Regions from separate parts of the Homo sapiens genome. Here region 1 is linked to region 2. A link is a loop called in an ENCODE intact Hi-C map of the cell type or tissue named here. Cell type or tissue: tibial artery. All regions are shown on one strand.

Region 1 (2,500 bases), 68 kb after region 2:
GTCTCTTCAATAAGTGGTGCTGGGAAAACCAGAGATCCATGTGCAAAAGAATAAAACTAGACCCCCATCTCTCACTCTATACAAAAATGGACTCAAAATGGATCAACGTCCTAAATATAAAGTTCAAAACAATAAAACTACTGAAAGAAAACAACAGGGGAAACACTTCAAGACATTGGTCAGAAAAAATATTTTATGAATTAAGACCTCAAAAGCACAGAGAGCAAAAGCAAAAATAAACAAAAGGGATTATATCAAGCTAAAAAGCTTCCAAAAGAAGAGAAAACAACATAGTGAAAAAACAACTTCTAAAATAGGAGAAAATATTTGCAAACTTCTCATCTCACAGCGAATTAATGTCCAGAATTTACAAGGGATCCAAACATCTCAACAGCAAAAAAAAAAAACAAACAATCCAATTTAAAAATGAGCAAATGATCCGAACAGACATTTCTCAAAAGAAAATACACAGATGACCAACAAATGTATTTTAAAATGCTCAACATCATTAATTATCAGGGAAATGCAAACGAAAACCACAATGAGGTATTATCTCACCCCTGGTAGGATAGCTATTATCAAAAAGAGAAAAAAAATAACAAATACTGGCAAAGATTCAGAGTAAAAAAGAACTCCTATACACTGCTGGTGGGAATGTAAACTAGTACAGCCATTATGGAAAACAGTATGGAGCTTCCTCAAAAATCACAAATAGAACTACCATATGATTCCACTACTGGGAATCTATCCAAAGGAAAGAAAATCATTAAATCAAAGAGATAGCTGCACTCCAATGTTTATGGCAGCACTGCTCAAAATAGCCAAGATAGGGAATCAACCTGTGTCTAACAACAGATGAATGGATAAAGAAAATGTGGTATATATGCACAATGGAATACTATTCATTCATAAAAAAGAATGAAATCCTGTCATTTGCAGCAACATGGATAGAACTGGAGGACATTATGTTAAGTGAAATAAGCCAGAAACGGAAAGTTAAACACCACATGTTCTCATTCATGTATGGAAGCTAAAAAAGGAAATTGATCTCATAGAAGTAAAAAGTAGAACAGAAGATACAAGAGGCTGTGAAGGGTAGGGGGATGAGGGAATAGGGAGGGAATTGTTAAATGATACAAAAGTATAGCTAGATGGGAGGAATACATTCTAGTGTTCTATAGCACTACAGGATGACTATAGGTAACAATAATATATTATAGTTTCAAATAGCTGGAAGGAGGATATTGAACATCCCCAATGCAAAGAAGTGATAAATGTTTAAGATGATGGATATGCCAATTACCCAGATCTGATCACTATCCATTACACATAACGAAACATCACTATGTGCCCTATGAATATGTATAATCACTATGTGCCCTATGAATATGTATAATTATTCCTTGTCAATTAAAAAATAAAATTTTAAAAATCAAAAAGAACGTGAACATTTGAAGTAAAAAAAAAATCATGTTTCCCAGAATACTTAATGGCATAAAAAATAATTTAAGATATAATGTAGTGAGAAAAGCAGGATATGAAATTCCATAAAGAATATAATACCAAAATTGTAAATAATACTACAGTTTATGCACATATACACACACACACACACATATATATACTCAAATAGGCCAGGTGTGGTGGCTCACGCCTGTAATCCCAACACTTTGGGAGGCCAAGGTGGGTGGATCCCTTGAGGTCAGGAGTTCGAGACCAGCCTGGTCAACATAGTGAAACCCCATCTCTATTAAAAATACAAAATTAGCCAGGTGTGGTGGCACACACCTGTAATCCCAGCTACTCAGGAGGCTGAGGCAGGAGAATCACTTGAACTGGGGAGGTGGAGGTTGCAGTGAGCCGAGATTGTGCCATTGCACTCCAGCCTGGGCAAAAAGAGCGAAACTCTGTCTCAAAATATATATATATAATATATATAATAATATATTATTATATATAATATATATAATATATTATATAATATATTATATATATAATATATATAATAATATATATTGTATATATATAATATATTATATAATATATTATATATATAAAAATATATATATATAATTATATAATATATTATATATAATTATGTTATTATATTATATATATTATAATATATAACATAATTATATATATTATAATATATATTATATTTATAACATATATTATATATTATAATATATTATATTTATATATTATATATTATAATATATTATATTTATATATTATATAATTATGTTATATATTTTATTATATATATTATATATAAAAACTGTCTCAAAATATATAAATATGCATATATACATTGTGTGTGTGTACAAACATGTGTATGTGACTAAAAAATGCATCAAAAATAACAGTATTAATGGTTACTTCTGTGTAATGCAATAATATGTGATTTTTACTTTCCACCTTACACTTTTCTGTATTCGGCAAATAAATATGATTCACTCTTAAGATTAAAATTAGAAAAAACTATATACATAACTAT
Region 2 (2,500 bases):
CAATACTTCAGTGCAAGTATATAATTTATAAATAAGTAAACAAATATTGGGAACGCATGTTTAAAATATTTCAAACTGAAATGTAAGATTAAATTGCTAGCTTAGTAAATGAAGAAAATAAATCAAACCTCTCCCAGCATCCTGCACAACATTTCAGGAGGTTCTTGGACTTTTGTCATAGAGACCTGGCCTCACTTTAATGAATCCCATCTTGGGTATCCAGCAGGCAATGTGCACAGTGCTTGTGTGCCGTCTATGCTGCAGTTGACAGACCTCTCGGATTCATCCCTGTTCTGCTTCTCACTCCCTCTGCACATTTAGGCAAATTACTCTAACCTTCCCCTCCACCCTTTTTCTTGAGACAAGATGGAGTACAGTGGTGTGATCACAGCTCATTGCAGGCTCAACTTCCCAAGCTCCAGTGATTCTCCCACCTCAGCCTCACAAGTAGCTGAGACTACAGGTGTGCGCCATTGCACTCAGCTAATTTATTTTATCTTATTGTTGTTATTATTATTATTATTATTATTATTATTATTATTAGAGACAGGGGTCTCACTAGGTTTCCCAGGGTGGCCCCGAATTCCTGGGCTTAAGTGATCTTCCCACCTCAGCCCCCCAAAGTGCTGGGATTAGAGGTGTGAGCCACCACACCTATCCTCTAACTTTTTTCTGAGCCTCAGTTTCCTAATCTGTAAAAGCCGACTTATAAAACTAGATAGCTCGTAGGGTTATCGTGAATATCAAAGGAAAAACTTTCAGTAAAAAAACCTATTCAGCACTGTAAGTGCGTAGCAGACTCAGCACAGGTAGTCAACACTCAATAAACATCAGCTGCATCTTCATCCTCATTATTACGAGGGGCAACCTCCGAAAGAACACATGAAAGACAGGAAAGGCATGCACAATGGGGCCATAGAACAGATGTGATGGTCCTAAGGACTCGAATGGGGAAGATGCTAACTCTTATAAAGAGAAAAAAGAATAAAAATCATGAAACTACCACAGTACCAAGTGCAAAAAAATTCTGGGATAGCAGTGATTTGGAGAAATACATTGGTGAGAATATGAAGTTCTGTAAACTTTCTGGAAAGTAATCATCTGTGTTCATTTAAATAGAAGTATACATACCCTTTGACCCAGCAATCCTACCTTTGGAAATATATACAAAAGCAATAGTGTACAAGAATATGTTAAAAAAAAATGATGTGTGTATGTGTGTTTATGTATATAGGCATACATATATACATGCATATACATGCATGCATTTGTGTCTGGTTATAACACCATAGAAAAATGACTAGAAGGATATGCACTAAGCTGTTAAAATTAGTTACTTTAAGAAAGGTGAAGATGGAGAGGAATAGAGCAAAAAAAATTTCTTATGCACTAAATTGCTACCCTTGCTATAAATCACTGGTATTTATATATATTTTTTTTTAATAAAGAAACTAGAGAACTTGAACTTTCACTGTGTTATCTTAGATAAAGCCACAATAAATCACACCCTTCCTTCTCCTGAAGAGGAGTTTCTGGTCTTTAAAAGATGAAGTTCCAAATGGTGGATCCTCGTACCTTTGACCACTGGGGATGGATGGTGTAAGTGTGGGAGAAAAGGAGATGGGAGAGAGAGGAAAATCATTCAAAAAGTCAAAATCTTGGAATTTTGCATTTCACAGTCATGTAAAATAAACCAAACAGGCAAAAAGCAATGATGAGAACTTTTCTCACATAAAATATCTCCTATTATATTCCCCAAATTACAAACATATTTGAGATTTGCCAAGTACATATATTCTAGCACATAAAAAAAGAAAATACACCATTTAGATAGACTCAGGATATTTTTTAAGTACCTACCAACTGTCAGTCACCCTCCAGTTGCTTTCAAATATCAATTTCATCTCCAGAACATTCCAGTGGTTGAGTCAGCAAGCATTCCTAGTCATTGGCACTTTAGTTTGAAATACCATCATGAGCCACTCCAGTTTCTGAGGGAGATTGTTCTGGAGTACAGGGGAATTTATCCTAAAGGAAATGTTTTATTTGGGATTCTTTTGGCAGCAGATGTCAACATCTAATTTAATCTGATTTTAGCAAAAAAAGGGACTTTATTGTCTTACTTATCATGGAATTGTTTGCAATAAGCCTACCTCCCAGGACCAGATCCAGCCATTTCAAGATTTCATCAGAATTCTTTCTCTAATTTTCATCTCTGCTTACCTCAATGCTGGCTTTATTATCTGGGTGACTCTCCCTTCACAGTAACAGAGCATCCAACATGCATTCTATGCACTTTGTAGCCCTAGTGAGAAGATGTCTTCTTGTTCCCCATAAAGTCCATTGAAGTACATTGTCACATCTGGAACCAAGGAGGAAGAGTCAAATCTATTCAAACTCTTTGGACTGGGATGAGGGAGGCATGGTTCCTCAAAAGGAAATTCGAGATGTTACTATCAGAAGGTCTGGACTTGGGGTAAGCAAAGAAACATATGTCTGT

Evidence for each region. A loop is a pair of places that touch in the nucleus more often than their neighbours do. Peaks named below come from ENCODE experiments on the same cell type or tissue, not always from the same donor. Only the 100,000 strongest peaks of a DNase experiment are listed, where the experiment ranks them.
Region 1: it touches region 2 in a loop (16-fold over the local background); 2 of 110 quality-filtered maps call a loop at or near these places.

Annotation. Positions count from the first base shown.
Region 1 is chr20:52,553,704-52,556,203 of GRCh38, reverse strand. The region is part of intron 7 of LOC105372666 (a long non-coding RNA gene); the gene reads right to left. Among named protein-coding and RNA genes, the nearest start is that of LINC01524, 66 kb to the left of the region's middle. In tibial artery, no CTCF peak of the experiment used is centred here; no DNase peak of the experiment used is centred here.
Region 2 is chr20:52,621,724-52,624,223 of GRCh38, reverse strand. LINC01524 (long intergenic non-protein coding RNA 1524) reads right to left here. Exons shown (of 3, transcript NR_110038.1): 2 at 2,224-2,362. The region is part of intron 7 of LOC105372666 (a long non-coding RNA gene); the gene reads right to left. Among named protein-coding and RNA genes, the nearest start is that of LINC01524, 2.1 kb to the right of the region's middle. In tibial artery, no CTCF peak of the experiment used is centred here; no DNase peak of the experiment used is centred here.